Linked DNA regions of Mus musculus: all the other regions are linked to region 4. The links are chromatin loops, found by intact Hi-C in ENCODE. Cell type or tissue: heart. All regions are shown on one strand.

What was found. Peaks named below come from ENCODE experiments on the same cell type or tissue, not always from the same donor. Only the 100,000 strongest peaks of a DNase experiment are listed, where the experiment ranks them.
Region 1: a loop joins it to region 4, with 4 times the contacts of the local background. A loop is called at or near these places in 3 of 42 quality-filtered maps.
Region 2: it touches region 4 in a loop (2.6-fold over the local background); 17 of 42 quality-filtered maps call a loop at or near these places.
Region 3: a loop joins it to region 4, with 5 times the contacts of the local background. A loop is called at or near these places in 8 of 42 quality-filtered maps.
Region 5: a loop joins it to region 4, with 2.3 times the contacts of the local background. A loop is called at or near these places in 7 of 42 quality-filtered maps.
Region 6: a loop joins it to region 4, with 9 times the contacts of the local background. A loop is called at or near these places in 14 of 42 quality-filtered maps.
Region 7: it touches region 4 in a loop (3-fold over the local background); 3 of 42 quality-filtered maps call a loop at or near these places.

What each region holds. Positions count from the first base shown.
Region 1 is chr17:29,020,232-29,024,231 of GRCm38, reverse strand. The region is part of intron 1 of Gm16196 (a long non-coding RNA gene); the gene reads left to right. Among named protein-coding and RNA genes, the nearest start is that of Gm16196, 10 kb to the left of the region's middle. In heart, CTCF peaks have their summits at 1,825 (motif pointing right) and 3,561 (motif pointing right); a DNase peak (open chromatin) is centred at 1,711; H3K4me3 peaks cover 313 bases.
Region 2 is chr17:28,741,762-28,745,761 of GRCm38, reverse strand. Mapk14 (mitogen-activated protein kinase 14) reads right to left here. Exons shown (of 12, transcript NM_011951.3): 10 at 3,896-3,974; 11 at 606-779. Among named protein-coding and RNA genes, the nearest start is that of Mapk13, 26 kb to the left of the region's middle. In heart, a CTCF peak has its summit at 1,635 (motif pointing right); a DNase peak (open chromatin) is centred at 2,421.
Region 3 is chr17:28,760,270-28,764,269 of GRCm38, reverse strand. No RefSeq gene overlaps it. Among named protein-coding and RNA genes, the nearest start is that of Mapk13, 7.0 kb to the left of the region's middle. In heart, no CTCF peak of the experiment used is centred here; a DNase peak (open chromatin) is centred at 2,199.
Region 4 is chr17:28,690,023-28,694,022 of GRCm38, reverse strand. Mapk14 (mitogen-activated protein kinase 14) reads right to left here and starts at 2,681. Exons shown (of 12, transcript NM_011951.3): 1 at 2,168-2,681. The coding sequence starts at 2,283. It also overlaps a transcript of Slc26a8 not described here. In heart, a CTCF peak has its summit at 2,040; DNase peaks (open chromatin) are centred at 1,412, 2,032, 2,072 and 2,712; H3K4me3 peaks cover 3,637 bases; H3K27ac peaks cover 2,785 bases.
Region 5 is chr17:28,877,893-28,881,892 of GRCm38, reverse strand. It overlaps Pnpla1 (patatin-like phospholipase domain containing 1), which reads right to left. Exons shown (of 10, transcript NM_001034885.3): 4 at 3,318-3,527; 5 at 2,397-2,457; 6 at 265-957. Among named protein-coding and RNA genes, the nearest start is that of Pnpla1, 21 kb to the right of the region's middle. In heart, a CTCF peak has its summit at 1,874 (motif pointing left); DNase peaks (open chromatin) are centred at 214 and 1,844; H3K4me3 peaks cover 463 bases; H3K27me3 peaks cover 2,459 bases.
Region 6 is chr17:28,925,953-28,929,952 of GRCm38, reverse strand. All of the region lies in intron 1 of Gm16191 (a long non-coding RNA gene), which reads right to left. Among named protein-coding and RNA genes, the nearest start is that of Gm16191, 2.7 kb to the right of the region's middle. In heart, a CTCF peak has its summit at 2,460 (motif pointing right); DNase peaks (open chromatin) are centred at 1,762, 2,562 and 3,372; H3K27ac peaks cover 448 bases.
Region 7 is chr17:29,028,873-29,032,872 of GRCm38, reverse strand. Srsf3 (serine and arginine-rich splicing factor 3) reads right to left here and starts at 213. Exons shown (of 6, transcript NM_013663.5): 1 at 87-213. It overlaps Gm16196 (a long non-coding RNA gene), which reads left to right and starts at 250. Exons shown (of 3, transcript XR_876716.2): 1 at 250-357. In heart, a CTCF peak has its summit at 2,092 (motif pointing right); DNase peaks (open chromatin) are centred at 282 and 2,352; H3K4me3 peaks cover 1,431 bases; H3K27ac peaks cover 1,545 bases.

The sequences.
Region 1 (4,000 bases), 330 kb before region 4:
GGCCACAATGCAACCCCTAGAGATGGCTCAGCCAATAGAGGCACTGGGGCCAAACCTAGCAACCGGAATTCAACCCCATGCCCCATATGGTTGAAGGAGAAAACCAGCCAAATCCCACAATGGGTCCTGGGACACACGCACCCACACACAAACACATGCCGTAAATGTAATTTTCTTTTTTTTTTTTTTATTTTTATTTATTTTTTATTTTTTTATTTTTTATTTTTTTTAAATGACTTTTTTTTTTTTTTTTATTCATTTATTATATGTAAGTACACTATAGCTGTCCTCAGACACTCCAGAAGAGGGCGTCAGATCTCGTTACGGATGGTTGTGAGCCACCATGTGGTTGCTGGGATTTGAACTCCTGACCTTCGGAAGAGCAGTCGGGTGCTCTTACCCACTGAGCCATCTCACCAGCCCAAATGTAATTTTCTTAATCGAGAGAGAAAGAATGAAGGGCCCAGAGGGATGGCTCAGCTGTTAAGAGCGCTTGCTGCTTTTGCAGAGGACCCGAGTTTTGTTCCCAGCACCCACATCTGGCTGCTCACAGCCACCAGCTCCAGTGGTGGTGGGTTGTTTAATCTCTTTAATTAGGGGTGGGTAACAGGGCGGGGAAGATGGTGCAGTGGGTAAGGACACCTGCTTCCAAAGCACGGAGACTTGAGGTCATTTCCCTACCTCTCATGTAAAAGCCTAGTGTGACCTCCGACTAGGGGCACACATCAGGAGCCTCCTGGTTTGCAAGCCTGGCAGCTCTGGGTTCGGTGAGAGGCCTTGACTCAAGAGAATAAGGTAGAGAACTATAGGACAGGGCACCCAGTGTTCTCTGGCCTCCTGTGTACATATGGCCACACACTCAAGCACCCACCTACACATAAATGTTACCAACTCACAATTCCTGTCTTTTTACGGTGTGTAGAAGACTAAAGCTGACTGAAGTGGCACACACCAGTAATCCCAGCACAGCAAGGGTGAAGCCGGTGGATCTCTGGTTTACATAAAGAATTCCAGGGCAACCAGAGCTATATAGTGAGACCTGAATTTAAAATGATAGGAAGCGACCGGGAGGTGGTGGCATGCCTTTAATCCTAGCACTTGGGAGGCAGAGGCAGGCGGATTTCTGAGTTCGAGGCCAGCCTGGTCTACAGAGTGAGTTCCAGGACAGCCAGAGCTATACAGAGAAACACTGTCTCGAAAAAACAAAGCAAAGCAAAACAAAACGGAAGAGACTTAAAAACATGAGGGATAGAGGGGTGCAGGGGACTCCTTTAATCCCAGCACTCAGAGGCAGAAGAGGCAGAGGCAGGTGTGTATCTCTGAGTTCAAGGCCAGCCTGGTCTACATAGTGAGTTCCAGGACAGTCAGAGCTATATAGAGGGATCCTGTCTCAAAAACAAAAACAAAACAAAACAAAAACAACAACAACAAAAAACAAGCAGCAGCAGAAGAAACAGGTACATAGAAAAAGGATTTTGTTCTCAGGTTGTTTATGAGTTTACCCCGAAACTCGGCTCTCCCTAGAGTCTCATTATTTTGGTTTCCCTGAACCTCTTTCTCCGGAGAGCGGACCGCCAAGAATAAAGGGGAAGCACTCAGAGAGCTGTCCACAGGGACCACCCGCCCCGCGCCAGATGTGCTCTGTGGACCCAATGGGAGAGAAGGCGGTTAACCTTTTTTCTCAAGCGGCCAAAGATGGGCAGATTACCAGGGCGCTCTCCTCAGGTAAATACTCCCCACCCTGGCAGGGTAACTCTTCCTCCCTCTTTGCTCCTGTGGTCTGTGTAGTCTGGAGGGATGATGTGAGAGCCGCAGGCCACTGGGAGGCAGCAGCAGCTGCGGACCCGGAGGTACAGTTGGCCTCCTTCCTCTTCCACACCCTCCCCGCAGTCTTCCCAGGCACTGAGATGATGAAAAGTGAGGTAGCATTTTAAACAAAAAAAGAAAAAGGAAAACAAAACAACAAAACAGCAGCAGCAGCAACAACAACAACAAAAGCAACAAAGAAAAAACAGAGTCCTAAGAATTCTGGGACAGCCTCAAACTTACTAGGTAGCTGACAACAACCTTGAACTTCTGATCCTCCTGCCTCTACCTCCTGAGTGCTGGGCTTCAGGCCTGGATCGTCACATCCACCCCAGCAAGGAGGTTGGTTTATTTATTTATTTATTTATTTATTTATTTATTTATTTAGAGAAGGTGTCCCACTGCTTATCTCTGGCTGGCCTGGAACTCACAGTGAGCCACCTGCCTCTGCTCCCCTGTTTCTGATTTAAAGGGAGGCAGGAAGCAACTAAATTCACAAGCAAGCATGATAATCGTTCTCAAACCTGTGGCTTCTCCCCTCCCAGTTATCTGTGGGCTTTTGTTTGGGAACACTGTACTGTATTATTTACAGAAGAAATAATAAATGAGAATCCGAGAGGGCAAGGAAGGTCAAAAGATGCTAGATGGTAATTAGGCTAATTAGATAGTTGAAGGGGCCCCTGTGGGTGGTTATCCGCTGGGTTGCTAGCCGCATCCAGGCAGTAGGGTGCATCTTATTTTTGTTAATATTACACATGACTCACATGCTTCTGTCTCCCACGGCTCCCGAGTTTCCTTGTTTCACTCAGAAATTCCTCCTCCTCGTGAGGCTCAAAAGGACATAGGCCCTCTTCTGACTTTTTCCTGTGACAACTAGTTGCCTCCTATGGGTGACAGATAGTTTGGGGTTTTCCTGTGGTCTTCAAACCCACATTTCCCTAGCTTCTCAGTGTCCCTGGGGCTGTGTCAGGACGATCTGCTATTCTGGAACTTTTGTTTGTTTGAGACAGGATTTCTCTGTGTAGCCCTGGCTGTCCTGGAACTCACTTTGTAGACCAGGCTAGCCTCGAACTCAGAAATCCACCTGCCTCTGCCTCCCAAATGCTGGGATTAATGGCGTGCGCCACCACGCCCGGCTATAAGTTCCTTTTTAAGGTTTAATTTTATTATTTTAATTTATGTGTGCATCTGAGCATAAGTGTGTGCATGTGAGTACGGGGACCCAGGAGCTGGAGTTTCTGGCGGTTGGGAGCCACCTGCCATGGGTGCTTGGAATTGAACTTGGGTTCTGTCTTAGTTAGGGTTTTACTGCTGTGAACAGGCACCACGACCAATGCAAGTCTTATAAAAGACATTTAATTGGGGCTGGCTTACAGGTTTGGAGGTTCAGTCGATAATCATCAAGGCAGGGACATGGCAGCATCCAGGCAGGCATGGTGCAGGAGGAGCTGAGAGTTCTACATCTTCATCTGAAGGCTGCTAGTGGAAGACTGGCTTCCAGGCATCTAGGGTGAGGGTCTTAAGCCCACACCTACAATGACACACCTACTCCAACAAGGCTACACCTCTTAATAGGGCCACTCCCTGGGCCAAGCATAGACAAACCATCACAGGTCCTCTGAAAGAGTAGCAGTGTATACTCTTAACTGCTGGGCCATCTCCCCTGCCCTGTAAATAAATATATTAAAAACAAGCTCAGGGAAACAGCAGAGTGTTTGCCTGTCATGTACAAGTCCCTAGGTTCAATCTCCAGTAGAGGGTGCTGGACACTCAGAAACTGCTGCCTATTTTTGGTGGCCCTAGTGTATGTGGTCAGCCCCAGGACCTCAGCCATCTACAGCCACAGCATTGCTGCTCTCTCAGCATTTCTGAAGATCAAATTTGGCAATGTCTGGAAAGACAACTAGAAAAAAAAGATAAGAAGGGGGACATTCTGGGTCCCTCTAACACACACACACACACACACACACACACACACACACACACAATCTTGGGAGCTCTCAGTACACTGTAAACAAACCTGCAGAGCAGAGGAGCAGAAAGTCACCACAGAAGCCCCAAGGCATTCAGAACAACCCAAGGAGTAGCCTGGGAGTGTAGATTGACCCCAGCGGGTCTAATTGCAATCTGTGATCATTGCTAAGGCACCAGAGGCCTGTGTAGACTGATCTGCTGGGTGGAGAAGGGTAAATTA
Region 2 (4,000 bases), 52 kb before region 4:
AGTGAGCTCAGAAAGCTGCTGGCAACCATCCACGAGGGTTTTATTCAGACAGGTTCTCATGTAGCCCAGGATAGCCTCAAACTACCTACACAGCTGTGAATAACTTTACAGCCTGGTTTTTTTTTGTTTGTTTGTTTGTTTTGAGACAGGGTTTCTCTATGTAGCCCTGGCTATCCTGGAACTCACTCTGTAGACCAGGCTGGTCTCGAACTCATAAATCTACCTGCCTCTGCCTCCCCAGTGCTGGAATTAAAGGCGTGCGTCACCAATGCCCGGCTTCAGTCTGTTTTTTTTTTTAACCTTAAACTTTTAATCTGATTCCCAAGTGCTGGGATCATAGGTATGTTGGAAATATGTGTGAGTCCTAGGTCCAATCTCCAGCACTGTTAAAAAATATTACATAAACGGGACTTGGTAGCACATGCTTTTAATCTCAGCACTCGGAAGGCACAGACAGATGGATCTCTGAGTTTAAGGCTAGCCTGATCTACAAAGTGAGTTCCTCTGAGTGGCTACACAGAGAAAAACCCTGGCTCAGAAAACAAACAAAACATGAATAAAATGAAAGCAAGCTCAAAGCCCACGCTAGCCTGCCCTGGACTCACTCTTCCACTCATCTATGAGAAGGTCCCTGCTTTCAAAGGACTGGTCATAAGGGTCAGCAACAGGCTCATCATCAGGGTCGTGGTACTGAGCAAAGTAGGCATGCGCAAGAGCTTGGGCTGCTGTGATCCTCTTATCTGAGTCCAAAACGAGCATCTTCTCCAGTAGGTCGACAGCTGTCACACCAGAAAAGAGGAAAACACATGACATCAGTGCCACCACTGTGCAAGTTCCAAGCACCTTTCACATCCACACAAAGCATCCTTTAAGGTGTCTGCTTCTGCATGTAACCCCTTCCCTCCATGTACGCATTGAATGCCTATGGCACATTTTAAAAACATTACTGAGGTTCTGGGTTTGAAACCCAGAATAATAAACAAACACCCCCTCCTACCCCCCAGCTCTCCTTCTCCATCCACCTTGGTTTTCATTTGTGGACACTGCAGGTGTGGCACACCACCATGGAGGCTTCCTTCCCCTCTCCTTATGCTGTGTGCACTCTCTCCCATTTCTCTCTAGTCTTTACATTTACCACCTCAATTGTTGGTAAGAGTGAAATTAGGCATACTGGGTGAGACCATGCCACAGGTGATGCTGTGACCTGGGGCACCACAGCCAGGAGCTCCATTTATGCTGAGCTAAGGTGGTTGGCATCTTGAGCTCTTCCCCGTTTCTCCCCAAGTGAATAATATGGGGAGATGGTTTGTCTCCTGGTGATTATCAGTTACTTTCAATAATGGCTTCCAGGTTTTTTCTCTCCCAAAAGTAAAACAGAAATAAACTCCACAAGTTTTTAGATTTAAGGTTTTTTTTTCTGTTTGTTTTTCGAGACAGTGTTTCCCTGTGTAGCCCTGGCTGTCTTGGAACTCACTCTGTAGACCAGGCTGGCCTCGAACTCAGAAATCCGCCTGCCTCTGCCTCCTGAGTGCTGGGACTAAAGGCGTGCGCCACCACGCCCAGCTAGATTTAAGTTTTAAGTATGTCTCCACTACAGTGCATGCCTGCTGGCTGAAAATCTAAAAGCCAGCAGAGGGCGCTGGATCCTCTGTAAGTGTAATTAAAGACAGTTGTGAGGCATCCTGTTGGTGCAGGGACTCAGACCAAGGGCCCCGTTGGCCATCTCTACAGCTCCAGATGATTTCTTCAGCGTGGAAGGCTCCATGGGTGTCGAGGAGAACTTCCTGAAGAGATGCTATACCTCTGCTCCTCTGAGTGATTATGTACCCTGTAGCCTGAACACCAGTTATCCACAGAAACGCAGGCTTTGAGGGTACAGAGGAAACAGCAAACATGCATACGCTGGCTCTCCAGTTTTAGAGTGCTGGAGGAGGGCTGGGATATAGCCAGTAAAGTTTGCAAAGTGTGCATAAGGCCTTGGATCTAAACCTAGCACTGCAGACAGTGAGCATGGTGGCACAACAGGCCACATGACTCTGTCTTCAACACTGAAGCACTGGTGGACTTCCTGGATACAAATCCTCACGTTCTACAAATCCGCTGACTTTATACTGAACATGAATGAGTGGGTGCCTGCTACCCTGGGGTAAAAAGAGGTCCACGTCCTCAGGATCAAAGCACTTAGATGAGGAACAAGGTCAGAAGTAAGAACAAGACTTTTCAAGTATGGAGGCAGACATAAATAGACACTCTAAGATCAAAGGGCAATGTGAAGTTCTCAGCTGTGTCTTGAGGCTAGCAGTGATGCGAAGCCTGTGACCGACAACAGGGCTGTTAATATTTATATCGCTGGTGTGCAGCCTGTTGGGGACGGCTAGGCTAGCAATCGGTAACAGCATGTTCCTTCTGACCAGCACTTGGCAATGGGCTGCCAGGCACGTTTGGATGTGAGCAGGCTGTGAAGAGCACCAGATGGGCCAGAGCCTCCTTTTAGTCTCCAGCAGCCTGGATTCACTCCTGTAAGGCAGCTCTTCTCAGTGTCTAAATGGGGATCTCTACCAGCTCCATCAGAGAAGACTCAGACACTGTGTACCGCACATCTGCTGGTGAGGATTCAGGGGTGGAATCAACATGGAAAGATTAGAGATCACAGAGACCCCAGACCCTTATCTGATGCAATAGCTCAAGGTAAGTTACAGAGAGCCCAGTGAGCCTGACAGGGAAGCCACAAACCTAACCCAACCTGTCAGTACCATGTACACCTCAGGCCTGAATGGTGTAGCATAGGCTGGACCCCCTCCTCCAAGAATGCACACACCTCTCCTGCTACAGGAATCATTGCCACAGCCACAGCCACTCCTCAGTATTGTGGCTATGGACAGAGTTCGTGAAAGCTTCCGCTCCCAGCTTTTGAAATCACTGCCACAGACATCAGCCCTTCAAAGGATAAGTAACTCTGGCACATGGCTTCTAGAACCCTCAGAAAGGGACATGACCCACGAAGACTTAAGTGCAGTGACTTTACAGTAACATCTGCAGGAATGGGAGAGGCAGGGGACAGCAGCCACCACCTGCTTGTTCCCTTCTCATGGCAGGAGACGGTGGTGGTCTGATGGCTCTGTATCTACTACTGCCTACTACACCAGAGAGAGGAATTAGAACCTTAGCACACTGTCCTGTGCTGACACAATCTGAGCTACCACTGTCACTTCCTCTGCCAGGTGATCCTGGAGGTAATGGAGGCAGGAAGGCAAGGAGCCAGCCACCAAATCAATGCTGCAAAGGCAGCTGCTTACACCCTGAAGGGCAGAGAGGGGAGGAAAGGGGGACGAGTCTGTGAGTGTAGAGGACATCAGGACCCACTGCTGGGCATTAACCATGTGTCTGTGCCTGTTTTCTGTCCTCAGCTGGGCTCCACCTACCACTAGCAGCTGTAAGGTTCACACCTCCTTCCTTCTCCCCCAAGTCCCCATAATTCCCTGTTCCCCATTCCTCACTTCCCTTAGCCTCTCCACCATATTCTGCAAGCATATAAGCATACAAGCCTATCACTGTATGATATTTCCTTATGTGACAATACAGACAGACAGTAACAGCTATATTTATTAAGACCCAAAAGTTACTTAAAGATAGTACTCTTTTGGGCTGGTGAGATGGCTCAGCGGGTAAGGGCTGCTCTTCCAAAGGTCCGGAGTTCAAATCCCAGCAACCACATGGTGGCTCACAACCATCTGTAGTGAGATCTGACGCCCTCTTTTGGTGTGTTTGAAGTCAGCTACAGTGAACTTATGTATAATAATAAATAAATCTTAAAAAAAAAAGGTACTCTTTTTAGTCAAAACCAAAACTTCAAATTTCTAATTTATACCACAAAATCAAAGTACGATCAACTCACCCAGGGGATTGGCACCAATAAATACATTTGCGAAGTTCATCTTCGGCATCTGGGCCAGAGACTGAATGTAGTTTCTTGCCTGTAAAAACACAGACTTTCAGAATG
Region 3 (4,000 bases), 70 kb before region 4:
TCAATTCCCAGCAACCATATGGTGGCTCACAACCATCTGTAATGGGATCTGATGCCCTCTTCTGGTGTGTCTGAAGATAGCTACAGTGTACTCACATAAATAAAATAAACTTAAAAAATGTAAGCCAGGCAGTGGTGGCACATGCCTTTAATCCCAGCACTTGGGAGGCAGAGGCAGGTGGATTTCTGAGTTCGAGGCCAGCCTGGTCTACAGAGTGAGTTCCAGGACAGCCAGGGCTACACAGAGAAACCCTGTCTCGAAAAAGAAAGAAAAGAAAAGAAAAGAAAGAAAGAAAGAAAGAAAAAAAAAAAGAAAGAAAGAAAGAATATGTCATTCCAAGTATAGGCACACTAGGTTATCACACGAAGCCAATCGAGGGGGACTTTCAATACTGCTGTCAACAGGTGAGCTTACTGCTCACTGGGGGGGAGAGGGCATACACCAGTGGGCTCTGGAATAGGAGGTTACGGGGGAGGTATGGGCTGGGTTAGGTCATTTGAGGGTGGGTTTACAGAAGCCAGTTCTCTTCCCAGAGAATAACAGTGAATGAGACAATGTGAGAAGTGCTGAACTTGGTACACGTGCACAGTAAGTACCCATCAGATGCTCCCTCCGGGGGACAGGCGGCAGCTGCAGTTTGGTCCAGCCCTTTGGGCTCTTCTAATTCACAATGAGTTAAACGCAAGAACCAAACCCCATGGGAGGACCTGCTCACACACTCATTCAACACCTGTTTTCTGAGTTGCTGTGGAGGTGGCTCTGTGGGTAATGTGCCTGCCACTCAAGCATGGGGACCTGGCACCCACATAGGAAAGCCAACTATGAAGGCACACCCCTGGAATCCCAGCCCTGAGGAGGTTCTCTGGGGCTTGGCCAGCCAGTCTGACCCAACTCTGGAGTACCAGGTTCAGTGAGAGACCTTGTATAAATAACGATATCTCAGCAATAAAGGCTCCGATAGGAGCTGGGTCTCGAGAACCACACAGGGAGAGAAGAGAACCAACTCTCAAAGAATGTCCTCTGGCTTCTACACGGTGTCACAAGCATCTCTGCCACAGACAGACACAGAGACAGACCCACAAATGAATGTAACTCTTTTTAAATTACAAAAAGGCGCTGGAGAGATGGCTCAGTGATCAGCTAAGAGCATTTTTTTCTTGCAGGGGACCTAGGTTCAGTCCTTAGCTTCCGTATCAAACATACTTCAGCTCTAATGCATCTCACCCCTCATGCAGCCTTCATGGGCACATGCACGTGTGTGGTACACATACAGCCAAGAGGAACATGTGCACACACACACATATAAAAGAAATGCTATTACAAAATAAATAAATAAATAAATAAATAAGGTGAAGCCAGCTGTGGTGGCGCATGCCTTTGATCCCAGCACTTGGGAGTCAGAGGCAGGCAGATTTCTGAGTTCGAGGCTAGCCTGGTTCAGGGTGAGTTCTAGGACAGCCAGGGCTACACAGAGAAACCCTGTCCCAAAAAAACAAAACCAGGGAGCTGGAGAGATGGCTCAGCGGTTAAGAGCACCAACTGCTCTTCCAGAGGTCCTGAGTTCAATTCCAAGCAACTGCATGGTGGCTCACAACCATCTGTAATGGGATTTGATGCCCTCTTCTGCTGTGTCTGAAGACAATGACAGTGTGCCCACATATATGAAATAAATATGACCAGAGCAAGTGGGGCCAGCGCCAGTGGGGCCAGAAAAAAACAAAACAAAGCAAAAAAGTGGAGATGAGTTGAAGAAGGCATTGACTTCTGGTCTAAACACAGGTATACACATACACATGCACACACAAGCACTTAAAAAAAAATCCCAGCCGGGCGGTGGTGGCGCACGCCTTTAATCCCAGCACTTGGGAGGCAGAGGCAGGTGGATTTCTGAGTTCTAGGCCAGCCTGGTCTACAGTGTGAGTTCCAGGACAGCCAGGGCTATACAGAGAAACCCTTTCTCGAAAACAACAACAACAACAAAAATCCCACTAGTTTTCTGAGGGTCTGTTTTGTAGTGGATCCGATCTGAGTGCAGGGATAAAACATTTTAGTGGGGGAACAGATGGGAACCAGGCACACAGCTACAGCAATGGAAATCGCTGATGTTGAACAACTGGGCTATTGAGTCAGATGTAAAGTCACAGGGAGTGGAGGGTAAAGAAAAAAAGGAAGCCCTGCCCAGCCTGCTTGGCTGTGTCGCCCCCTGGTGGCAAAAAGCAGTAAGGACCATGTAGTCTGTGAGGTTCATCTCAACAGTCTCCCCTCAGGACTCCTCCTTGGTCAACTTTCCAGTCCTGGGAAGGAAGAGGTGGTCTCAAACAGGTCTAACCTTGCCTTTTTTACCAGCTTTGTCCCCTGTGAAAATCACTGTGTCCCCTGTCCTCAATGACTTTGAGTGTCTGGGCACTGTCTTTGTCACTGTTGTTTCCAGGGACCATGCTTGTTCCCCATGGCTGCTCAATATATAATTTTTTAAAAAGAATTATTTATTTATTTTATGTATATAAGTATACTGTAGCTGTCTTCAGACACACCAGAAGAGGGCATCAGGTCCCATTACAGATGGTTGTGAGCCACCATGTGGTTGCTGGGACTTGAACTCAGGACCTCTGGAAGAGCAACCGGTGCTCTTAACCACTGAGCCATTTCTCCAGACTTAGGAATCTTTCAAAGGCAATCTTACAGCAGAATTCTTCCTGCTGACCACCCTGCCTGCTCCACATGCCCCACTGAATCCCCGGGCCTCATGGCACCCACTTTGCCCTGAAAAGAAGTCCTTTGCACTTCTGTAAGCCAGTGTCAAGGTAGCCAAGGACCAGGGCACAGCTGAATTTCAATCTTACCATTTATGGCTGTGTGATCTTGAGAAGATAGGAGAACATCTCTGAGCTTTGTCAGCTGTTCATGAGGACAGCACCACCCACGTGGCCAGGGTCAGAGGAGGTTGTGATGGTTGACCCTGGCCCTTGGAGTTTCCAGCCTTGCTTGCAGTAATCTCTCCCTTCCCTGCAGAACTGGACAGAGCTGCGTTCCACCAGCCTCGCCCATCCTCTCTGTCCTCAAACCCGTCTGTCTCTTGCTAACGTGTTGACTGTTCCTCTAGACTAGAACATTTTGTTCTAGGGTCAGGTCTTTGATGCCAATACCCAGAACCCAGCAGCACCTGTTGGTGGTGGAAAGACTGCAGGTGTGGGTGGGGCTGCCTCTCAGGAGCTCTTGGTACCACCGAGTGGCTGTCATTTTGTACCTGATGTGCAGGCCAGCTTACCTTCCTGTCTGGGGCTGTGCCAGCTCAAATGACCTGCTAGCTATGTAGATGGGGTCATGACCCTGCCCACACTCCCGAGTGCCCTGCCAGTCACCTCAGAGACAACATGCATTTCCAGGACAGAGGTTACTAAGTCTGGCTGTTCTGCTCCTTCTGTGTAAATATCTGTCACCTGTCGGGGTCACAGAGGCCTAGTGGGCCCTGTCTAGCAGCTGTGAACCCGATTAAAGCTCTGAATTCAAGTCAGTAGTTCAGACAGCCTCTCTGTCCACATCGGCTTTTTAATATATACATATACACATATTTATATATACACATATACATGTATACATATACACATACATATATGTATATACACATACATATATGTATATACATCTGTATATAATATTACATAAAATATATTGTAATGTAATATGGTTTTATATAATATATATTTATAAGAAAATATATTAATTATATGATAATATAATATACAATATTATATTAAAATATTATATATGCTAGGTGACAATATATATTATATGTACACACATATATTAATACACACATATGCATACATATATATGAAATTGTCAATGAGTAAAGGAAAAAGGTATTCTAGTTTTAAGATGTTGTAGAGGCTGCAGAGATGACTTATCAGTTAAGGGCACGTGTTGCTCATCCAGAGGACCCAAGGTTGGTTCCAAGCACCTAGGGGAGGTGGCTCACAGTCACCTGTAACTCCAGCTC
Region 4 (4,000 bases):
ACCTCTCTGGAATGTCAGGCAAGGAACTAAACAGTGGTTGTCTCTGGAAGACCAGCATGCAGGGCTGAGAGCAGAAACAGGATTTTTGCTGCATACCTTTTGGGCCCTTATTTCAAGCAACCTGCTTTGTGTGGTGCACTGCTGCTGGGGCTGGAATGCAGGGCCTCCCACAGGCAAGGCCAGGGCTGTCCCACTGCGTTCCATCACTGGGCCAGCACTACCTATGTTTAAGAAGCTGTTTGGTAGAAGTCTATTTAATTGTGAGGTTGTGCTCAATTATATTACACAGAAAACAGCAGCACTAGAGGAAGTGGAGTTGGTTTCACTGTGGCACTTCACTGTGAAGCTGGCTCTTCTGCCAGGACAGTGGTGTCCACAGGAAACCTTGCAAATTCACCATCCCAGAAGCCCCTGAGCTTCACTCCCTGAGCATTCAAATGGAAACAAACGCCTGGTACTGTACCAATTAGGAACGAAGAATGGAGATACTTAAGGAGCTGGTAACTATTAGAGAAACAATGATGCAACAGATCAATCACAAATACATGAGAGATATTATTGACATTTCCTTTAAAGTGTAAACTGCCATTCTGTAGACTCGTGAGAAAGATGTCCAAGTTGGTATCATCTGCAACATAGCTTAAGCAGCTTGAGCCAGCAAATGCAATGTGATCTGTTGCTGGACACAATTGCACAATCTCAATTACCCAGAAGATTCTACCAAACAGGAAATTCACGATATGACTTTAAGTAACACAGGACTCATACTTAAAGGTTAGCACATCCAGAAGCCTGGAATTTGTTCCAAAACAAAAACCATTTCCCAGACTCCTTCGGAAACCATGAATGCATGTAAGTCACTAAAACACAGGAAGGGCTCATCTACTGAATCTATCAGATTACTATCAGATAGGGAGCTCTAAAAGATATAGTAAAAGATACTGCGTGAATCCTTCAAAGTTCCTTAGAACATTTCTGGAGTGGAAGTTTTATGGTAGAAATTTAATCTGAAACCTGCTCCCAGGGCCATGCATGGTAGCAAAAGCCTTTATTCTCAGAGCTGGCAGACAAAATTTGTTGAGTTCCAGGCAAGACAGGGAGAGCCATAGTGGAACTAAAATAGGCCCCCCCCCACTCCTACCCCCCTCCCCCACCCGGTGTTAAGGAAAGCTAAAAAGCATCGTTTCCTATGTTCCAGGATCTCCCGAAAACCACCACGTACCTCGGTACTTACAAGCTGATAAAACTCCGCAAATCTTCTAAGGGACTTAAAAAAAAGAAAAGCACCCCCATGAATTACTTCAATTAAAAGCTATCTACACCTCCAGCTCTAGTCCTACCTTCTTGATCTTGAGGGGCGCCCCTCTGCTCGGTATGGAAAACTGTTTTGTCAAACAATACTGAAATGAGCAGTGGTATGTGACTAAGCGGCGAGCTGGAGCGTCCTTGCAAGGCGCTGCCACCCTCCCTCCCCGAAAAGGAAATACGCTTTCAACCGAATCGGAAACACACCACGCAAGCTGGCACCGTGGTCCCCGAGATAAAGTCGGTATTTTAAGCTCTTCGGGGTGCTGCTAATTCAAGTGCGAATCCCAAAGGAACGTTTCCTGAGACAGGATTTTTCGATGGAGGCTTGCAAAAATGGGAAAAGGGGGAGAAAAAAGGAAAAAAAAAAAAATTCCGGGAAAGGAGCGCTTTCTCTTGCAAGTTTCGTTCAGGTGACCGCAGTCCCCGGGTCAGGCTTTGCCCTACAGCTCCTCGCTGGAGCTCCGCCCAGCTCGTCTGCTCCCCGGGGCAGGGCTCCCGCGTCCCGAGTGGCGGTACCCGGAGGCAGGGTCCTGAGGCCGCGCTGCAGCAGAGGACCCCCGGGAGGGCCAGTCTTGGGAGCAGGGAGAGCGCAGGGTAGAGAAGCATCCCACCGCGTCCGCAGCTGACCCGCTCCCGCACACGGCTCGCCCCCGACCTGCGTATGCAGGGCGAGGGGTGCAGGACACGTCCCGCTCCAGCTGCCCCCTGCACCCCCAGACACGCCCGGAGGAGAATTCCTGCCGCTGGGCGCATCGCTGAGCTGTGGGGACAGGCCTGGCCCTCAGGCATGCAGGGCCACCCTGCTTGCTCCACCGCGTCCCCCCACCCCACCCCTAACCCGAGGCCCGGCGACACTCACCACACCGAGCCATAGGCGCCCGAGCCCACCGGGGACAGGTTCTGGTATCGTTCGGGCACCTCCCAGATGGTCTTGTTCAGCTCCTGCCGGTAGAACGTGGGCCTCTCCTGCGACATCTTCCAGCGGCAGCAGCGGGGCGAGGAGGTGGCCGAGCGGGGGCTCCTGCCTGCAGCCGCACGCTCTCCTCTGCGCCCGCCCGCGGCAGACCGGACCCCGCGCCCGCCACCCGCGCAGGTGTGGAGGCTGCGACCCGCCGCCCCTGTCAGCCGCGGCGGCTCCTACGAGCGTCGGCAAGGTGCCGGAGCCGGCTGCACGGCTCGAGGCTGCTCCCGCCGCGGTCCTCCTGCAGCCGCTCCCCGGGGAGGGAGCGCACGCCGACGCCGCAAGACACCCGCTCGCGCTTCAGCGCCCCGCTTGGGCTCCAGTGGCGGCGATCCCACAGGCAGCGGCCGGGAGCCTCTCGCGGAACTCTCGCGAGAACAGCTCCAAGGAGGCCCCGCTCTGAATCCAGATCTTACCCAATATGGAACCTGCCCACGGGGCGGGGGGTCGCGAGAAGAGCGCGCAGGGCCGGCAGATCTCGCGAGAAGAGGGACGCGGCTTGGGGAGCCGAGGCAGGAACTCTCGGGGACTGGGCTCCCCGGGGCGCCAAGGGTGGAGGCCGCAGCGCGGGGCGCGCGCGCCTCTCTGTGGTCGCACGGGCGAATGCCTGGCGCCATGGCGGAAAGCCGCTGTGACAGCGTCGGGGAAGAGAGCCAAATGATCTTTGAACTCCGAGCAACCTGCTCACTAGAGTCGTCAATTTCCAAGAACAACTTGAAAGAACAGACAGGCCCTGTCCAGAAAGCTGTCGCATTCCGGTCTGCTCAAGGACAAGTGGCTCACCTCGGGATGCTGGTGAAACCTGCCCCCTAGGCAAATATTAGTCTTGCCTCAAAGCCCAGGCTCTCCCTCCAGGCGCTCCTACATGTTTTCAGGCAGAAGTGGCAGAAGGAGGTTCCAGGGACCCACAGGGAGTTCCAATGCACGAGGTCAGAGGTAGACATCATGAATGGCCACTTCCAGGCTGGGGACCAGCATTTGCAAGGCCCTGGGTTCAATACCCACTACTGGAAGGGGAAGGTACACACACACACTGCAAGTAGGTCATTCCATTTCAGGAAGGTCTTCTCATTTATTTATTTATATTTACACCACCTGCAATTCCGGCATTTGGAAAGACCAGAAAACCCTTCATATACATGCATACATATATATCTATTTACACAGCCTGTAATTCCAGCATTTAGAAAGACCAGGAGACCCTTTCATACTATTTATTTATATGTACAGAACCTGTAATTCCAGCATTTGAAAAGACCAAGAGACCTTTCTCTTATTTATTTATTTATACACAACCTGTAATTCCAGCATTTGGAAAGACCAGGGGACCCTTCTTATTTATTTATTTGTTTATTTATTTATTTGTTTATTTGTATTTACAAATCCTGTAATTCTAGCATTTGGAAAAACCAGGAGACCAAGCCTCTGCTGTGTAGTGATGAGACCGTATGTGCAACACCCCAAAAACCATCACTCGGGTTTGAGACCGACTCTTGCCCTTTAGAGCCATCCAAAGTTTAGAAATTTAAAAGAAAATTGGGGGGTGGGTATTAAAGACTTAATTCATGCCTCTGAGAGTATGGAGAACTACTAGGGCGAGCATTCTGACCGCATCTCATTTAGGTAAGTCTGTTGAGCTTTCTTAGGCCCTGGTTCTAGTCTCTACAAGATCAATGCGACCCTGCATTCCCACCTAGTGGAATCTTCCGTAGAAGCCGAGAAAGCTAATAA
Region 5 (4,000 bases), 190 kb before region 4:
CATGGGATCCAGAAGAGGGGACAGACATGCTTTTGAGCCACCCAGTGTCCTGTCCTGGCCACCAAACTGAACTCTGGTCCTCTAAGAGAACAGCAATAGCTCTTAACCACTGCACCATCTCACCAGCCTCTTGGTGGTGGTTTTTGCTGCCAGGGGGAGGGGCTGAGCTTCAAGGTGCAAGGTGTGGAGGCTGCTCAGGTAGATGGCTAATGTCACCCTCAGAACTGGTGTTTCTCGGTTCCGCCAGAGCAGGGAGGGTCATACCTGTGGGTCGTTCTGGGCCTAGATCCTCCACAGGTGGCCCAGCAGGTGGTGTTGAAGGACTTAGGGGCGGAAGTCCAAGTGTTGCCCTGGATGCTGTGGCTCCCTGGGAAGATCTGAGCAGCAGTCTAGGGGACTCGGGTGACCCAATAGGCACAGAGGATCCAGTCTTTGAGCCTCGTGAGTCTGCAGCTGGGAGCAACACAGGTGGCAAGGTAGTTGTGCTCTGCTCGTCAGTGGCAGAGGCCAGAGCATCCTTCATTCCTCGTTCTGTGGCAGAGTCCAGGGCACCCTTCACTCCTCGCTCCGGGTTTGGAGTTTGAACATTTATTGGGCAACTGTCCCTGGGGCCAGTGGGCCTCATTACTGGGACCGGCTGGGCTGGGGATAATGGCGATACAGATGGTTGCTTGGATATAGAGACCCGTAGTGACACGGGTGATTCCACAGACTCCTTGCACCCAGATTCAGGTGTCTGCACTGAGGGGGCGGCTGAGGAATGGCTGTCCTTTCTGTCCTTTTTGGGAGACCCCTGTGCATGGGTTTGTGAGGAGTCTGCTGGGCTTCTCCTCAGGGCTGGCAGGTTCTGCAGACTCGGAGGTGGGGGCTCATGGCCAAGGGCGACCTCTATCTGGCAGTATACTTCAACCCTCGGGAAAATCACTCTCTTGCTGGGAGAGTCAAGGTACGCTGCATCTAAGAGAAACAAGCCACACACAGCAGCGCATCAGATCTGATGTGCACATAGTGTAGTATGGGTGTGTCTGCAAAATCTACATAAATATGATACATGATGGGCACAGCGTGGCCCCAGAACTTGGGAGCTAGGCAAGAAGATTGTAAGGACAGAGATCAGATCGTAGGGGTGAGGGGTGTTGGCGAAGGTTGGGGGGGACCATAAAGGAGCTCCAGGAGCTCCGTTTTTTTGTTTGTTTGTTTGTTTTTCAGACAAGATCTTATGTAGCCCAGGCTAGCCTGGCCTTAAATTTACTACATAGCCAAGGATGACCTTGAACTTCTATTCCTCCTGATCCCACCCCTCCCCCACATTCCCAGTGCTGGGATTACCTCATGCACTACCCTGCTAGGTTTATGAAGTGCTGGAAATTAAACACAGGTCTTCATGCATGCTAGGTAAGTACTCTAATCGAGTCCCGGTCCCAGCCTCTGAAGAAAGACCCAGATGATAGATTATGCATGTATGGGAGGACCTTGTCGGAAAGAGTGCGGGCGAGGCCTGCTGGGCACAGCTGGGAGCAGACTGGCATCGGTCAGCCTCCCCTTTCCCACGCCAGGGAGGCAGGTGGGGCTAACGGCTTCCTAGCTGTAGGAGTAGCTGGGTGTATGAGAGCTTTTGCAAGAGAGGGAGGAGAGACGGGATGAGGATGAGATTGAGGGGTCCAGGGCGGCTTCATCCTGTGTGTGATGAGTGCCTCCCCTCCCCCCTCAACCAAGCAGAGAGCATTCTGACTGCTTTCAAGTGGCAGGTGGGACCGATAGTATGGCTTTGGGTACCAGTAGCTCCTGAACCTGTGCCAGTAGAAAAATCCAAGAAGCCTGGCGGGAGGGAGGGACTCCTGCACGTGAGCTGGCGCCAACGAGCTGGCGCCACCTGGCGGACGACGCGAGCATCACAAGGAGCCCGGGAAGAACCTGGGCTTCCTTTGCATTGAGACAGGAACCCGAGGGTGTAGTTAAGCGGTGTCCCAGATGCAGAGGGTGTGTGTGTATGTGCCTGTCTGGGGAAACAGAGTCGCCTCCAAAATTTACGTATCAAATTATAACATCTTCCCAACCTCAAGTTCCTCACCTTGTCTCGAAAAACAAAAACAAGCCAGGAGGTGGTGGCACACGCCTTTAATCCCAGCACTTGGGAGGCAGAGGCAGGTGGATTTCTGAGTTCAAGGCCAGCCTGGTCTACAAAGTGAGTTCTAGGACAGCCAGGGCTACACAGAGAAACCCTGTCTCAAAAGACTAAAACATATTTTATATATACTTTTTTTCACGGTCTTGGGCAGTGTGGGCTGCTAGGTCTCTGTCCTTCTGTCCAGCTTTCTTGGCTACAGCTTTGGGACACTGTCCTCTACCCACCCCTGCCACACTCCTTGCCCCGCCCCTAGGCTCCAGGTACTCACTCAGTCTCCGCAGGTATGAGACAGCATCATTGTATCCCCGATAGTAATATTCCTGCAGAATCTAAATGGTAACAGAGGAATATAAATGGATGCTGTAGCCACCAAGAGAGCCAGCGTCCCACCATAGACACTATAAATAGACACTCCCCATATCCTCTCTTCCCAGAACCATATCAGCAAGCCCTGGGCTATACCTCCTATCCCCCACAATCTGCCCAGGAGAGCTGGGAAGCAATTGCTAACACAGTACGGGTGGGCGTGTCAGCGTGCCAGTCACCTGTTCCCAGAGTATCACCAGCCTCCACTGTGGGAGTTGGTGGGAGTTTCTGGGGAATCAGAGACCACACATCTGGGTCCTAAGTACAGAGCTTGGTGTTTCAGTTCAAACCCCAGCACTACTCTTCATTGGCTGTGTAGCTGTAACTACCCACAGCCTCACTTTCTTCATCTGTCAAATGGGGACAGTGACAGTGTCTTTGCAGATGTCATGGGGATGGGTGTGTGAGAGCTATGTCCACAGAGCTTTTTTTGAGGGGGGGGCAAACTGGAAACATTTAAGTCTTTGCTGACCACTTATTCTGCTGTGTGATTTTGTTTGGACATAGGATGGCATGTAGCCCAGGCTAACCTCAAACTCCCTGTGGAGCTAAGGATGACCTTGAACTCCTGAACCTCCTGCCTCTACCTCCCCAGTACTGGGATTACAGTACTCGACTGTCTTCAGTTTGTGTGGTGCTGGGGAATCGAACCCAGGGCTTCATGTGTGCTAGGCAAGCATTCTACCAACTGAGCAACATTTTTAGCCCTGATTGTTTTTAGCAATCCTTTAAACATGGCAAAACCATGGGCCCTCTGAGGGGAGAGGCACAAGAGGAGGGGTCCATCTGTTCTGGATCCCACCCCATCGGCCCTGTCTCTCACCACCAGGTCCGGGGGAAACAGCGCATGTGTCATGCGGGTGATATTCTCCAGGGAGAACTGGAAGGAGAAGTTGAACATTCGGAAGTCATGGAAGATGGTGGGGCAGTCTCTCGGACAGATGTCCTGCTGGCTGCTGAAGGTGGAGATGGTGATGGAGTCTGTCCAGAAGGAACAGGGCTGCATGCTTGTGAAGCCACCGTCGATGTATCTCTGCAGGGAAGAGAAGAGAGACGCTCAGCCAGAGAAGACACAGGGGAGCTGGGGCCATGGAAGAGACACCTTTTGCAACCAGCCTTGAGGCTGAGGTCCCCAAGATAAATGGTGGTTGGTGTGGGCATGGCCACTTGCTGCATCTCTAAGGGCCTGGGGACTCCCAAGTCTAATGCTCTGGGCCCTGGACTCTTCTCCCTTAGAGAATCTTGCTGATAATGGTCTCTGTATGGGGTCCCTCCTTTGAATGACTCAAGAGACCAAGGTCCCTTCTACAACCTCACAGTACAGCCATCTCCAACCCCTTTCATTTGGAGTTGGGGGTGGGGTGGGGCTTCTATTGGGTTCCTTACTTATGAACAGAACAAGAGATGACCAGTACTCTTATCCCAGGAGTCCCATAAAATGTTACCTCCCCACTATTCAGACTGCAGCCAGGAGACCAGTCACAGGGTACCCTAAAGCCAGTCCGA
Region 6 (4,000 bases), 240 kb before region 4:
CTTGGCACCTCCAGGGGAGCACTTCAGTATCTCCAGGGGAGCACTTTTCTCATCCTCTCCTGACACTCTTTTATTGTGGGGAGTGGACAGAACTATCTTGGTTTTCTTTTCTTTCTTTCTTTCTTTTTTTTTTTTCCAGACAGGGTTTCTCTGTGTAGCCCTGGCTGTCCTGGAACTCACTCTGTAGACCAGGCTGGCCTCAGAAATCCACCTTGCCTCTGCCTCCCAACTGCTGGGATTAAAGGTGTGTGCCACCACCACCTGGCTTAGTTTTTCTTAAGATGTACTTACTTCCGTGTTTGTGTCTGTGTGAGTGCTTGCCTTGCGTGTGCCGGTGTCAGTAGGGGTTAGAGGAAAGCCTTGCACCCCCTGGAACTGGAGTGAAAGCAAACTATGGGCTAGCAACAGAAGTCAGGTCCTCTGCAAGAGCAGCCATTGCCCTCATTTCTCCACAGCCCCCCCAAACCCCTGTCTGTCAGCTTCTCAGGGATGGCTTTGCTGTAGCCTTTCTGTAACCCACATATACACTCAGATCGCTGCTGTAGGATATGGAATGGGGGGGGGTCTGAGGATTAATATTAGTTGTTAAGATTGAAGTAAGGGGCCGGACGTGGTGGCACATGCCTTTAATCCCAGCACTCAGGAGGCAGAGGCAGAGGCAGGCAGATTTCTGAGTTCGAGGCCAGCCTGGTCTACAAAGTGAGTTCCAGGACAGCCAGAGCTACACAGAGAAACACTGTTTCGAAAAAACAAACAAACAAAAAAAAAAGATTGAAGTAAGGGTTGGACATGGTGACTCATGCAGTGAATTCTAGAACTTGGGAGGCAGAGGCAGGTGAAATTTTGTGAGCTCAAGGCCAGCCTGGGCTACATAGTGAGTTCCAGGCCAGCCAGGAATACATGGTGAATTCTAGGCCCTATCTTAAAAAAAGAAAAAAAATGTAATAGGGGTGAAGATGTCTCTAGGGTGAAAGGTGCTTGCCACCAAGCCTGAAGCCGCGGGTTCAATCCCAGGAGGGGTGAGAGAGGACTCACAAAAATCTTCTTCTGCCCTCTAGACACTGTGGCACGAGCCATCAAGGGAAACAGGATTACCTGGCAAATGGATGCTGACAAACTGCTAAGCTTGTAGATTCAGTGTTACCCAACAGATCCTGACATGGGAGAGACACAAAGGTGTTTGTTCATCTGTTTCAGACATATGCCCTTGGCAGGCAGCAGGTTCAAGGCTAACCTGGGCTACGTGAGATTCCATCTCAAAAAAGAGAAAGGGGGCAGGGGAGCTGGCTCCGTGGTGAAAGTGTGAGCTGCTCTAGAGGACCAGAGCCCACACTGGGCGGCTCGCGAGGGCCCTGTGATTCTAGCTGCAGGGTATGCACCATCTCAGCCTCCAAAGACGCCTGCAAGAACACACATGTGCTTACACACACAGAAAATTATAATGGTTTAAAAAAAAATCAGTCTTTAACAACAGAAAGGACAATAGGAAAGTATATTCCAGGGATGGAAGGTAGAATGCAGAAGAATTTTTCAGAGAGAGAGAGAAAAAAAAAAAACTGTCACTGTCACAGGGCTGGTGTGGGGTGAACCCCGGCGGGTAGTGGTGGAGTTTAACTCTGGGGAACCCATGTTTCCTGCTGTAACAAGTTAGGGGAGCAGACACCTGCCACACCGCCATTGGCTGTGTCCTCTGTGCGCTGGGCTCCTGCCAGGCATTTACAAGCATTGGCTAGACTGTTTATCTTGGAAAGCATCTTGATGCCGGACAATGCTCTTTAAATGAACGGTGTCACAGCAGCTCGTGACAACCCCATGTGACCTCGATAGGTGATTGTTGTCATTGTCCTCATGGGTGACCAAGACATGGGTAATAATTCATATCCCTGACAGCTGAGCAGGCAGGCACGTTCCTTATTTATTTATGTGTGTGTGTGTGTGTGTGTGTGTGTGTGTGTGTGTGTATGCGTGTATGTCAGACACAAAAATTTTCTGGGTTCTGGAAATTTCTAGAGTCTGGTCCCTGGGGCGGCTCCACGGGTATACACACAGAGATGTGCATGGAAGAGCTTCGAACTGGCCAATGCTCAAATTATGCTGTAAAACCCACTAAAGGTCGAGCTGGGTATGGTTTCTCGGGCTATTATTCCAGCATCTGGGAGACTGAGGCAGGAGAGTTGCAGTCCAAGGCTAGTCTAGTTTCTTATTTCAAAAATAGGTGGTGGCATGGGGGCCAACAAGATGGCTCAGAGAGCAGAGGAAACCAACTTCAGTCCCTAGGACCCACAAGACGGGAAAGAACCAACTCCTGCAAGTTGTCAGCAGTTTCCATCAGGGAGGAGGGACAAACGTTCTCGGTGGCCCTCTCCTTCCAAACACAAGAGACCTATCATCAACCTTATTGATTTTAGAAGATCTCATTTTGTTTGAAAATACTTGTGTGCACACGGGTGCAGTGACTGCAGGAGCCAGTAGAGGGCGCATTGGAATCTGAAGGCAGCGTTACAGGCTGTTGTGGGTGGGAACAATGGGTGCTGGGATGAAAGAGCAGGAAACGCTCAGTTGAGGAGCCGCCTCTCCCACCCTTTATCTACTTATTTATAGACAGCAACTCCATATGTCGGCTTGGCTGGCCTAGCACTCACTGTGTAGCCTAGACTGGCCTCAAACTTGCAGCAACCCTGTTTCTGCCTCTCAAGTACTGAGCTTCAAGGCAAGCAAGCACTACCGTAACAGCTTATGTTTCTGAGTGTGCATATGTGCGTACTGTGCATATGTGTGTGTGTGTGCCTGTGTGCGTATGTGCTTGGACACAGTACCCGTGTTTGTATATGTGTGGGTCTCCTACCCATGCAGGTACACATTCATGTGTGTGCCTGTGCATGCATGTGGACGCCTAAGGTGGGGCCTTGGGTGTCACGTTTCACCTTAGACCTTGAGGCTGAGCTCCCACTTAACCTAGACCTTGCTGATCCAACCAGTCTTGCTAGCCAGCTCTGTAGCGAGAATTCTGGATTTTTTTTTTTGGACAGGGTTTCTCTGTGTAGCCCTGGCTGTCCTGGAACTCACTTTGTAGACCAGGCTGACCTCGAACTCAGAGAGCCACCTGCCTCTGCCTCCCGAGTGCTGGGATTAAAGGCGTGCAGCACCACGCCCAGCTTCGGGAATGTTTCTTGATTGATGATTGATGTAGGAGGTGGTCCTGGGTTATATAGAAAAGCCGACTGAGCGAGCCAGTAAGCAACACCCCTCTGAGGCCTCCATAGGATGCCAGGAAATGGGATTGGGGACCGACTCTCAGGTCCCAGGCGACTCTTCAAGGAAAGTCCTGCAGTTTAAAGGTACGTCCACCAGGAGGCGCACAGGTCCTTTGTGTTAGTATGACGGCCTACTTTTGTTCACCAAAGGAGGGCTTCCAGGCCCAGGAGGGTCGGCTCGGTGACCGGAAGCTTAGTGGGTGAGGTGAGAGATAGACGCATGTCGGAAACTTCTGTGCCCCCTCTGTCAGCAACTCTGCTGGTCATATGAGGCAGAAGAGAAACATCCAGAAACGACATGTTCATTTATGTAATGAGTATTTCCCGGGCATCTGTCGTACACTGGGCAATGATCTAGATGGTGAGGACACAGAGGGCATCCGGCACTGGGGAGTCTGAGGCAAGGGGCTCAAAAGTTCCAGGCCAGCTTGTGCTGCATATGGAGTCCCTATTTCAAAAAACGATAACAGCAGAGAGAAATAGAGAAAGTGGGGACTAGAGAGGCCACCAAGAAGGAAGGAAGAATCAAGTTCAGATTGTAACAGGAGCACTAAGAAAGAAACGCCACAGAGCCAAGTGTCAGAGCCAGTCACGTGTGTACCTTGTATCCTAAGAGGCGTGAAGCTCTGTAAAAATGTCACCAGCACCAACTCTTCCTGCAGCCTCTATCCCCTTTCACTTGGTCTGTGGTCCCCACCCCCCCAGTGACAGATGCTATTGTTTGTTTCCATAGCAACCAGTCAAAT
Region 7 (4,000 bases), 340 kb before region 4:
CCGCCATTGCGCCCGGCCCCACCTCGAGTCTGCGGAACTCCACCTCCCTCCCTCCACCTCCCTCCCTCCGTTCGCCGGTCCCTTACCGAGATCCTGGGTTCAAAAGGCCCAAGCTCAAATCCTAACGCTCCGACAGGCCCACCCGCTTCCCTCTGGTTCTGCTCCTACAGATTCTCGGTCTCGCGGCGTCACGAAATGGCGGACCACCACCGTCCCCTCGCCCTATTTATAGCACCCTGCTCTGCCACATGACCTGACCAGATCACCCAATCAGAGGCGGCGCAGGCTGTGACGTAAGCGCTACAAACGCTGCGAGAAACCGCGGTTACTGGGAGCGCGCGCCGGCCGTTCCGTCAGGTGGGTGGGGTACGCGCGGTGGCGCGAGCTCGTCGCCGCGTGCCGGCTTGTCCCGCAGATGCGGCGCTCGGCCCGGCCATCCCCGCGAGCCGCGCAGACGCCCCCTCTCCTCCACTTCCGCCTAGGCTGCAGCCGAATAAAGCTGTCCAGACTCTGCCGCCATTAATCCCGGGCGATGGCGGCTGCAGCCGCGGGCTCGGGTCAGAGTGAAACATGGACGCTTGCTTCCTCGTTGTGGGGCATCCATCGCAGACTAAGGAGCCTTATAGTCGCTCTCAAGGTCACCGAGCTTGGGCGACTTAACTGGTACCCCACGGTGCCCGGTCTGCGCCCCGATGCAGGGTAGAGCCTGCAAAGTTTGCTCAACTTTCGCTTTCCCGCCTCGCCCAAACCGCGCGCGCGGCAAATGCGACTTGATGAGGCTGCATGAAAAAACAAAAAAAAAAACAAGACAAACGGTCACAGGGCTCACTTTCCCAGGAGGAGAGCAAGGTTTTGCATAGGTTGCCTTTACGCTCTGAGCACGCAGCTCCGCCATGCAGATGCTAGGAGGGGCACCTGCGGCCTTTGTAAGGGCTTTGCTCTGGCTGCCAGACCTGTGGGTCTCCCTGGGCCTCTACACACAGACCCCAGGATAGCTGAATACCCTCGTTTGACAAGCCACATCGTTTGCCTCCAGCTCCCAGACGTATCCTCGGCCTGGCCCCCCTCAGGCTACTCTGATTTATTGGGGAGACTTAGTTGTTTCTGCTTCCAAGAAAGGTCAAAATATTAACCAGTTTTTCAGACACAACTCTAATGCTTTTGTTCCCCTAAGGGAGTTGTGGTGCAGGCTACAGTTGTTAAACCTGTTTTTGTTGTGACCTTCAGAAGATTCTAGCAAAACTTCATTTCCTTCTAGATCTTTTTTTTTCTTTCTGGGTTAGACATGCCTAGTATAGTAGTAATGGGGCTCATTTGAACGTCCTTTTGTCTTTTTCCTCTCCTCCCTGCCTCATAATCTCAGCTCTTGGCCCAAGGGAACAGGAGTCGAACTTTATGTTCATACATTTAGTGAGTTCTAGGCCAGAAAGAACTTCTTGAGATACTTTCTGAAAAACAACAAAAAATCTGATGTATCTAAATGACTTGTGATATTCTCTGTTCCAAAATTTTTTGGTTTGTAAAACAAACAAGTAATGACTACCAGGCTGGTGAGATGGCTCAGTGGGTAAGAGCACCCGACTGCTCTTCCGAAGGTCAGGAGTTCAAATCCCAGCAACCACGTGGTGGCTCACAACCATCCGTAACGAGATCAGACTGGAGTGTCTGAGGACAGCTACAGTGTACTTACATATAATAAATAAATAAATAAATCTTTAAAAAAAAAAAAAAAGTAATGACTACCTTTAATCCCAGCACTTGGGAGGCAGAAAGCAGGTGTCTGGTCTACATAGTTCCAGGACAGCCAGAGCTACATAGAGAGACCCTGTCTCAAAAAAAAAAAAAAGTAAATAAAAATTAAAATTTCACCAGGCGTGGTGGTGGCGCACACCTTTAGTCCCAGCACTTGGGAAAGAGACGGGCAGATTTCTGAGTTTGAGGCCAGCCTGGTCTACAAAGTGAGTTCCAGGACAGCTGGGACTATACAGAGAAGCCCTGTCTCGAAAAAAAACAAAAGAAAAAAGAAAAAAAATAGATTTATTTATTTTATATATGTGAGTACACTGTAGCTGTCTTCAGCAACACCAGAAGAGGGCATCAGATCCCATTACAGATGGTTGTGAGCCACCATGTGGTTGCTTGGAATTGAACTCAGGACTACTTGAAGAGCACTGAGTGCTCTTAACTAGCTGAGCCATCTCTCCAGCCCTTGGTCTCGGTTCTTGAGGAGCAGAGGAACTGAGTCACACTCTAGCACACAAGGAAGGCCCCACCCCCATCGCCACTACAACCCCATCCCTCACCACTCCATACCCAGCCCTTCCTGTCCCATCTCCTCATGGTGACTTCTTTCCCACTACACCAGAGAAGTGTGAGGGCCTGAGAGCCCTCAGGTGGTACAGTTAGGCCTCAAGCTGTCCACCCAGGACACAGGTAGAGTAGGCTAAGGAATTGATCTAGGCTGCACTGTCTTAGTCAATAACCAGTAAGTACCTGTAGCTGTTTGGTCTCAGTAAGTTGTTCTGTAAATGTAAAGTAAACAAACAAACAAACAAAAGAGAAAATACTGGATTTTTGAAGGCACCCCCCAAAAAAAAAAAAAAAAAAAAGATGTCTTAAATCATTTTCCCATTGACTTCTTTTTGGACCTTTGGGAGATGTTTTGTTGTTGTTATTGTTGGGGTTTTCAACTTTTTTTTTTTTCCGAAACAGGGTTTCTCCGCATAGCCCTGGTTGTCCTGGAACTCACTTTGTAGACCAGGCTGGCCTCGAACTCAGAAATCCGCCTGCCTCTGCCTCCCGAGTGCTGGGATTAAAGGCGTGCACCACCACGCTTGGCTCAACTTAATTTTATTTGAGACAAAATAAATTTATTTTGAGTGGTACATGCCTTTGATTCCAGCACTTAGAAGGCAATTTAACTTAATTTAATTTTGAGGCAGAATCTCACTACCCTGACTGTCCTGGAACTCACTCTGTAGACCAGGCTAGCCTCACTCAGAGATCCACCTGCCTTTGCCTCTCTGCCTCTCTCTGCCTCTCTCTCTCTGCCTCTCTCTCTGCCTCTCTCTGCCTCTCTCTCTCTGCCTCTCTCTCTGCCTCTCTCTCTCTCTGCCTCTCTCTCTGCCTCTCTCTTTCTGCCTCTCTGCCTCTCTGCCTCTGCCTCTGCAGTGCTGGGATTAAGGACTTTTACCACGATGCCTAGCTTTGGTTTGGTTTGGTTTGGTTTGGTTTCTTGTTTTGGGAAATATGCTCTCACAATATAGTCAGTCTGGGTTAAATGAGACCTTGTCTCAAAATGTACAAAAACAAAAAAAACAAAAAACAAAAAACTGGAAATGGATAGACTATTTCAATGTTAGGCCTGTGGGTTCAAAAAGCAGGAGAACCTGGGCCAAGGGCTTCACCCTTTCCCTAGCTCCCAAGATGTGCTGACACCCTCTGAAGAATCTTCCTACCCTAGCAGGTAGCAAGGTTAACAGAGGATTCCACAGAACCGTTTGAGAATCCTGCATGCCTGGAGGACAGGAAGCTGGACCGTAGCTCCCAGCTAGCCAGCCACCAGGGTGCAATTTCCCAGGTTTGCTGGGCTTATTTGTCTGTGCAACATGTGTGCTTGGTGCATGTTGAAGCCAGAGGAGGGTATTGGAGCTCCTGGAGGTTACAGACAGTTGTGAGCTACCATGTTGGTGATGGGAATTGAACTTGGGTCCTCTGGAAGAGCAGCCAGTACTCTTAACTACAAAGCCAGCTCTCCAGCACCTGACTTTTTTTTTTTTTTTTTTTTTTTAATTTGGGGTTGGGGGTGGTATGCGGTTGAGGCAGGCACCTACTGCACAGCCCAAGCTAGTTAGAACTTGAAACACCTCTTGCCTCAGCTCTGAAGGGCCAAGGTGAACAGTCACCTGCTTTTTTTTTTTTTTGAATTTCCATTTTTTATTTTATGTGCGTAGGTGTTTTGCCTGCCTGTATACTTATGTACTATGTGGTGTCTAGTGCC